Regions from separate parts of the Homo sapiens genome. Here region 2 is linked to region 1. Evidence: read pairs that join two places in POLR2A ChIA-PET (ENCODE). Cell type or tissue: GM12878. All regions are shown on one strand. Each heading gives the region's core, and the rest is flanking DNA. Links, peaks and the distances in the headings are about the cores only. Region 1 has its middle 120 kb from the start of NEK6. Region 2 overlaps NR6A1 (nuclear receptor subfamily 6 group A member 1).

The links. ChIA-PET counts read pairs that join two places held together with the same protein. Peaks named below come from ENCODE experiments on the same cell type or tissue, not always from the same donor. Only the 100,000 strongest peaks of a DNase experiment are listed, where the experiment ranks them.
Region 2: POLR2A ChIA-PET joins it to region 1 with 6 read pairs; 1 of 35 experiments calls an interaction of 5 or more read pairs at or near these places.

What each region holds. Positions count from the first base shown.
Region 1 is chr9:124,132,794-124,137,189 of GRCh38, reverse strand. No RefSeq gene overlaps it. Among named protein-coding and RNA genes, the nearest start is that of NEK6, 120 kb to the left of the region's middle. In GM12878, for the core only: a CTCF peak has its summit at 3,290; no DNase peak of the experiment used is centred there; H3K27ac peaks cover 470 bases.
Region 2 is chr9:124,593,046-124,597,441 of GRCh38, reverse strand. All of the region lies in intron 2 of NR6A1 (nuclear receptor subfamily 6 group A member 1), which reads left to right. Among named protein-coding and RNA genes, the nearest start is that of MIR181A2HG, 63 kb to the left of the region's middle. In GM12878, for the core only: no CTCF peak of the experiment used is centred there; no DNase peak of the experiment used is centred there; H3K4me3 peaks cover 661 bases; H3K27ac peaks cover 1,505 bases.

The DNA.
Region 1 (4,396 bases), core at 270-4,269:
GGGCAATTGTAAGGCACTGGTTACAAATCACGGTGTGACCATTAAAAAGAGTCATTTGCAGGAATTACAGAGGGCATATGGAACTGCACTGGGTGAAATCCAGGCTGTGGGAAATTCTACCGTCAAGTGGCATTGACCAGTGATCCCCTACAGGCTGCCTTTTTTTTTTTTTTGAGACTGTTTCTCACTCTGTTGCCCAGGTTGGAGTGCAATGGCGTGATCTCAGCTCACTGCAACTTCTGCCTCCCGGGTTCAAGCAATTCTCCTGCCTCAGTCTCTTGAGTAGCTGGAATTACAGGCTCCCGCCATCACGCCTGGCTAATTTTTGTATTTTTAGTAGAGATGGGGTTTTACCATTTTGACCAGGCTGGTCTTGAACTCCTGACCTCAGGTGATCCACCCGCCTCGGCCTCCCAAAGTGTTGGGATTACAGGAGTGAGCCACCATGCCTGGCTACAGGCTGCTTTTAAGGAAAAGAACAAGATGGAGGGAGAAACTGTAGACTAAAACAATATAAAAGACACCCCAATTTTTAAAAATGGCCAGAACTAAACTATAGTGTCTAAGTATGTCCACTTGATTGATAAAGCTACAAAGAAATGCCAGGAAGCAATTGCCACAGATGTCAGGATAGTGGGTTATTTTTTGCGGAGTGAGTGGGGAGCCTTGGTGACTAGGCAGGAAACAGGGAAGTCTTCAGGAGGCTGTGGAAGTTCTCAATCTTGAACCAGGTAGTGGTTACAAGGGTGTTTGTTTATTACAGTTCATAAAGCTATACATTTATTTTAGGAGATGAAATAAAAATAGGGAAAGATGTTATAGAAGCATGTTAAATAACATGAAAAATGCTTGCCCATGTCATTATGGGAAAAGGCAGATTGAAAATCATTAAGTATACTATGATGCCACTTTGTGGGTGGATGGATGGATGGATGGATGGATGGATGGATGAACAGACAGACAGGTAGGTAGGTAGATGGATGGATGGATGGATGGATGGATGGATAGTCAGGAAGGTAGGTAGATAAATGGATAGATGAATGGATGAATGGATGAATGGACGGATAGATGGATGGATGGGTAGATGGATGGACAGATAGCCAGGTAGGTAGGTAGGTAGATGGATGGATGAATGGATGATCAAAAGGATGGATGGATAGATGATAAATAGATATAGAGATAGATAGATAGATACAGACAGACAGATAGAAATAGAGAAAGATGATAGATAGATAGATAGATAGATAGATAGATAGATAGATAGATAGATAGATAGATGTAAAAAATAATTATGGAGGAAAATACACCAAGGTGTTACTAGTAATGTTTGGAAGTAGGCTTTTTCTGACTTTTGTTTTCTTTTACCATTCTGTGCCATGTGAATCTTGCACAGTGAATATTTTTGTTTCTCATGAATCACTTAAATAAATGTTACTTTTATTTATTTTAATCTTTAAAAAATGGCATTTGGGGCTGGGCACGGCAGCTCACACCTGTAATCCCAGCACTTTGGGAGGCCAAGGGGGTGGATCACCTGAGGCTAGGAATTTGAGACCAGCCTGGCCAACATGGTGAAACCCATCTCTACGAAAAATACAAAATTAGCCAGGCATTGTGGCACATGCCTGCAATCCGAGCTACTCTATCTGTCCATCTGTCCTGGAGGCTGAGGCAGGAGGATTGCAAGCTCCGTCAAGAGGTTGCAGTGAGCCAAGATCGCCCCACTGTGCTCCAGCCTGGGCGACAGAGTGAGACTCAGTGTCAAAGAAAAAAGAAAAGAAAGAAAGAAAGGAAGGAAGGAAGGAAGGAAAGAAGGAAGGAAGGAAGGAAGGAAAAAAGAAAAGAAAGAAAAAGACACTTGGAGCACTCGGAAGAAAGCAGCAGGTGCACGGCCTTCTTCACTCTTATAGCCATTCTTCCCTAACACACTGAAAAGGCTTTCACACCCCCTAATAATCCCAGAATTATGAACTAAGAGTAGACCCCTCATTTTTAAAAGGTCTGGCTTTTTTGGTAGTGGTATTAATATTGATTCAGGAGAGAACATTGAAATAAATCACGCATGGAAAATACCATGGTACTCTAAGCGTTCCCCTCCCTGGCAGGGTCCAAGGCGAATTCAGCACGGGTTGATGCCAGAATCCAGCAGGCGCCTGGGAATATCCCTGAGGCTGGATCGAGAACCTGGCTGGGTGTGGTGAGACTGCGTCCACCCTTTGACTCTGCCAGGCACACAGGACTCCTTGGGGACTCTGGTCAGAGGAGGCCTTTGCTGGTCAGAGTAGGGGAGGAAGTGGGTGGGTTTCTTCCCTGGCTGAGAAGAGATAGAGATGGGGTGGGGGGGGGAGGGGGGGCGTTGCCTCAGGAGCCACAGCCTTATCACCCCCAGGGCAGCCCACCTGCCTGCCCTGCACCTACCTGCTCATCCTCTGAGGCCCCCGGGCTGAGTGAACAGCATTGCCAGCCCAGGACCCCAGGCCAGAGTTGGGACACATCCTTGACTTGTCCCTCCCCTCTCTTTCTCAGCATCCCATCCATGCCACTCCCATCTCTCAGGGTCTCCCATTTGTCTCCATCCCAAGCTGCTTGTTGTTGTTGTTGTTTGTTTGTTTTTGAGACAGGGTCTCGCTCTGTCACCCAGGCTGGAGTGCAGTGCAGTGATCTCGGCTCATTGAATCCTCTGCCTCCTGGGCTCAAGTGATCCTCCTGTCTTAGCCTCCTGAGTAGCTGGGACCACAGCATGAGCCACCATATCTGGCTAAATTTTTTTTTTTTTTTTGACGGAGTCTCACGTTGTCACCCAGGCTAGAATGCAGTGGCGTGATCTCGGCTCACTGCAAGCTCCGCCTCCCGGGTTCACACCATTCTCCTGCCTCAGCTTCCTGAGTAGCTGGGACTACAGGCACCTGCCACCACGCCCGGCTAATTTTTTGTATTTTTAGTAGACACGGGGTTTCACCATGTTGGCCAGGATGGGCTCAATCTCCTGGACTCGTGATCTGCCCACCTCGGCCTCCCAAAGTGCTAGGATTATAAGCGTGAGCCACCTCACCCGGCCTTTGATTTTTTTTTTTTTTTTTTTTTTGTAGAGATGGGGTCCCACTGTGTTGCCCAGGCTGGTCTCGAACTCCTGGCCTCAGGCAATCCTCCAGCCTCAGCCTCCCAAAGTGCTGAGATTACAGGCATGAACCACTGCACCCAGCCTCCAAGCTACTTTTCCTGTCTAGCTTTCAGCCCTCCGGCCGATGCTGACTGCTGTGGCTGCTCCACAATGGACAATGCATGCCCCCTAGGGATCCTGACAGAATGCATGCTCACCGCCTCCAGGCACAGTGCTGAGCACTTTGCCCATATCAACGCCTTTCATTCTCACAACCACATGAGGTGGATGCTATTAGGACCCCATTTTCCAGAGGAAGACCTTAAGGACCAGGGCTCACCTGTCAATTGCCGGATGTCACAGTGACATTAGTGATGAAGACAGGACTCAAACACAGGCAGCCTGGATCCAGAGCCCAAAGGCTCCACCCCAGGCTTGGAGACAGAAAATGAGAGATCTGGAATCAGACAGATCTCTCACAGCAGCCGTCTGCGAGCTGCATGGCCTTAGGAAATTCACCCCATCTCTCGCTCTCTTCTTTTTTTTTGAGACTGAGTCTCACTCTGTCCCCTAGGCTGGAGTGCAGTGGTGTGATCTCGGCTCACTGCAACCTCTGTCACTCTGGTCCCAGCGATTCTCGTGCCTCAGCCTTTCCAGTAGCTGGGATTACAGTTGTGTGCCTCCATGCCTGGCTAATTTTTGTATTTTTAGTGGAGATGGGGTTTTACCATGTTGGCCAGGCTGGGCTCGAACTCCTAACCTCAAGTGATCCACCTACCTTGGCCTCCCAAAGTGCTGGGATTACAGGCGCGCACCACCATGCTTGGCCTCACTCCATCTCTTGAGTCTCAGTTTCTTCATCTGCATGGTGTGGGTGCTGATCTTGTCTCGGCCTGTGGAGAAGGGAAGAGGAAACTATGCACATAAAGGGCTTCCATCCTGCTTGGCACAGCATGGTACTCAGTGAATGTGAGCTACTATCTCATCGCTGACTGACCCTTCCGCCTCCATCTCCACTCCCATGTACCACCCAGCAGGCTGAGTCATCTTCCTAAAATCCCTTAATTATTCCCTGATAAAAACCTTCCACATCTCTCCAAGGCGCCTCATTGCTTTCAAGATAAAATGCTCTCTCTTGACCCCGGGATTCCGAGCCTTCCTGACATGACCAGCTCATTCCCCACCCTCTCCTTTCATGCCTTACCCCCTCCCCTCCTGCTCCTGGTCCTCACTTGCCTTTCTCTGATGAGCCAGGCCCCTCAACACCCTTGTCTCTGCACATGCTGTTCCCATGCC
Region 2 (4,396 bases), core at 189-4,188, 460 kb before region 1:
CCCTTTGTTTCCAGTTGAGTAGCTTTTTGCTAGTGGACCTTCCCCTTCCATTTTTTCCACCCTCATTCTATTTGTAGTCACTTTACTAAAATCATTTAAGAACTACGTTAAATCCACAGGGACTGAGAAGAAAATATTAATCTATGGGGTTGGGGTGGGGGGTGGGAAAGCTGGTCAGTGTATTTATGATGGGGTAAAGTGTGTCATGGCAGTGGCAGAATATTTATTTTTAGACAAATTACAGCCTTTTTCCTCGTCTAAATCATTGGTCACTTTCTCTTTAGGCTCTACTTTGTAAGATGACCCTAATGCTCTCTGTTGGTTAGAAAAGCCCTCTAGTAATGGTAGTAGCAATATTTGCCATTCAGTTATATGGCTGCTAAGTGACAGATTCCAGTCCTACTCCAAGAAGGGTCTCCTTTTTCTGGAATACAGCTGTAAAGTGTGCATAGCCTTTAAGTTATTCCTAAAGCTAAATTGGCAGGGGAGATTTCATAGAATGAAACATTTTACACAGTTAAAAAGCATTTATCCTCAGAAATCAGTTTCTCTTGGGGACATTCCACCTTCTTAGTGGAGCTTGCCCTTTTATTGTGTCCTGATATTTGAATGTTTAGCTGAATGTTTGACATCATGTGCCATTAGCACGTGGCTCCAATTTGCCAGCCTTTGGGGTACTGTGGTAAGGTATGAGTGTGTATGTGCACACTCGGTGTTATACACTCTGCTGCGTGCTGCTGGTGTGGTTCATGAATCAGGGAAGCTATAGCATGATGATTGTTTAAGATCTTATGAGTTTTAGGGGAATGAAGCAAGAAGCTTAGTTTGAAGGTGTAAACTTTTGGCTGAGGGTAAGGATTGGGGGTGGTGAAATTAGTAACTTTTGCTTTGTAAAAGGATTTTGCAGACCTAGTTTCCTTTCTCCAAACTAATATGTATAACCAGAGCATTCTTGCATTCTTTCAAACTAGTATAGATAACCAGAGCATGGAAATGAAGGGCTAGAGTTAAAGTAAGCCCTGCAAACAACTCTTAGCTCTGTGTATTAATTTTCTTAGAGGAATTTGCCTTGTCATTGTTTATTGTAATGACAGAAAACAGGGAATCCCACTTCTGCACGCCCCCCATACCCCCCAGAAAAACCCTACATACCTAACATTGAGTTTCCGTTTTGTCTTTTCCTTAGACCGAAAGGTTTTGGCTTTAAATTTTCTAACCCAGTCTGGAAGACTATAGCATAGAATAGTTCTTGAAAAAAAAGAAGAAAAGCCCCACATACCAGAACCCTTTTAAATAAATTCTTTTAAAATGCTGCCTTTTAATTTTAGGATCTTAGCTTAAAGAAGACTGGAGGAGAATTTCCCATGAAATGGTTCCCATAATAGTTTTCAGAAAGACGTGCTAGGCAGTATTGTTAACTAAAGAAAATAAGTCTATCAGTTCCACTTAGATAACCTTTGGTAATAAACGAACTCCGTACACGTTGTGACCTTAGAGCCTGAACTTTGCAATCACATGACCAGCTTGTAAACTGACCTGTGAGGATGACTGTCGTAGTCCCGGCTTAGAGGAATTGACCAAGTGTCGGAAGGGTAGTCATCAAGCTGGACTTGTCCTGTAATCTCTGTTTCTTCATGGCTGCAATAGAACTTTTCAGCAGACTACAAGAAGCATGAAATGGAGACATGGGAAGGTAAGGAACAGTCTGGGGCCCAAATCTAAGGGTTAGAAATTTTCTTTGAAGGTTTAGAGCAAATAGCCTTGAGGGAGAAGGGAGGCAGTCCACAGGCAACTGTTTTTTTTGTGTCTTCGCAGAGTTCAGCTAGAAAGTTTTCATGTATGTAGCAAGTGGCTGTAAATGTTTTGGAATGGAGAAAAGTGAGAGAGAACTGCAGTGAATTCATTGTTGTGGTTGATGAAGAGCAGAAGAAAGGGGATTAATTTAAATTTTATAGTGATTTTAAAAAAATTAAATATACGTGTCAGTACATAGATAAAATTTACATTAAAAATTGTTGTTTATTTCTTGACAGATGTTGTTTGTATTTTAAATTCCTTAATCCAGTTCGCTATCTGCCAAAGTCTTATTTACTACTGTTAATTATAGATAGAATTGGGGTCATGAGGCCATTGATAAGGCAACCTCATCCTCTGGTAGGGAGCTTCTATACTTTACAGTTTGGGATATAAGACTAAGCCATTGCTAATTTCTTTTTAAGTGGGTTGCTTTTTAAATGGGTACATTTTCTGCATGTGTGTGTATGTAATGAATAGTCACTAGTGTTATAACTTGTTTATTTGGGATAGTCTCCTAGTTATGTGAGAAACCCCACTTTTCCACAACTTTATTATTTAGGCCAGGAAAGACACATACAGCTGAAGGAACAGATAAAATGGATGAATGTTAGTATTAAAGTTTTGCCATGTTTATGAAGTACAAGCTAAGAGTTTGCAAGAGTTTGGTTTTCTTAAAGGCAAGCACTACTGAGAAGAGTTCCCGACTCTTTGAAGCAGTTGATAAATTTCTAGGACTGGCATTAACCCTACGAAATAGCTGGTCCTGGGAAAGCTTCCCAGCCTCTTGCAGCGTGGCTAACATCTGCCAAAGGCAGCTTTGCAGTTTCATTCTCACTCTGGGGATGCACAAACCAGGGAAGTGGGACCCCCTCTGATAATAGCATTCTTCTTTTTAGTAACCTTGGCTTCATTCCTCCCTTATATGTTGTACCCCAGCACCTTACATGCCAGAATTATTGGTTTTTAGTGCAAGTTAGCAGAAACAAGAGAAAGTTTGTAGAAAATACCAGTTATATATAAGGCCTGTTATTTATCTTGAACAGCCTCCTCCCCCAGTATGCATAGAAATTCTTTGTTAAACTATCCTGGATATACTAGCTTTTCCAGAAAGGAGTAGTTTAAGAAGTAAGATTTGCTTTGGATCTGTTGGACAGGAGTTTAGGAGCTGGCAGAGTCCCAGAGCAGTAATTACATGAGTTTAGAAGGGATGACTCTGGAGAATTTAGATTTTTTTTCGACGAGCTTGAGTCTCTTAGTGATATGTAGTCTGCTAGCTCTGAAAGAGAAAAAAGGTTTGCACAGAAAGTTCTCCCCTGGTTCATATTTAAGTTTTGAAACTTCAGTTCTTCTTAGTCATTCAACTGCAGAAAATAACTTACGGTACCAAAACAAGAACTTTCATAAAATAAGGAAATGAATTTAAAATTGTTCACCTAGATCTTTCATTGAAAATTCTAATAAAGCAAAATGAATGATCCCAGTTGTAGGAGGTTTTGGAATCTTAAGAGGCAAAATCAACTGCTTACAAAAGAGGTCAGTGAAAATGCTACTGTAAAAAAAGCATTGCCTGGTTTTAGATATTGGGCCCTTGTCCATTTAAATTAACCTTTGTCACAGCTGGGCATACAAATGTTTTGTTTTAGTTCACAGAGGGTTAACTCTATTCAAGCTTTCACTGTGGCAGGCCTGATCTGTGGAGTCATACAATCTGGTCTTTCAGCCCTGCCAGTCGCTAGGCAGGAAGTCTTATTTCTTAAGCTATCTTTCAGAATGGGGGTTGGGATTTGGAGAAAGGTGGGGGAAGGGCTTTGGAGCATCTGTAAGGATCAATAACAGAGAGAGAGAGAGAGCCGTAAGAGAGGCCATTGTGCACACTTCAAGATAGATGCAGCCCTTGTGCACAGCCCCTGCCTGGCAGGACAGACACCTAAAACCAAAACAATGACACCGAATGAATTCTCTGTGAAAATTAGATTGCCGCTTAAAGGAGAAAAATACTTGAGTGCCCTTTCAACGTTGGGGAATATTCTCATTCCTCAACTTGCAAAGATTAGGCAACCCCCACTAAAAATAACTCCAAATTGATTTTTAAATGCCTTTTGTCCTCATGCTAATACTGTATTGAATTGGAGAGGGTGATCATTTGGGTCTTGGTCACATGCATCAAAGCATTGAGTAAGTAATCTTTTTTCTTCTCTCTCTCCCCCTCTCTGCTCTCTTCCTCCCTCCCTTTTTCTCTTCTTTTTTATTCTAATGTTTGCTTTACCCTGTTGGTTTTGGAGGCATCATTAAGGGAATGAAAAAACTAAGATTTGGTTAGGATTTGAGTAACACATGTGCGAAATCCCTCCCCGAACAGCTGGTATTGGCTCTCGAAACTTCAACTGAGCTAAACAGATGTTCCTAGTGTGTTATTTTGAGATAATTTAAACCAGACTTATAGTCAAGAACTCTACAAAAATTGTAGATTTGATTTTTAAATGCACTAAAGTTGTGATATCGTGCCACATCTTAATACATGTTATATGGGTGTTAAGCAAAAACACCTGAGCTTGGGAAAGTGAGCAGTTCCGCCAATGAAATTGTGATATTTAAAACA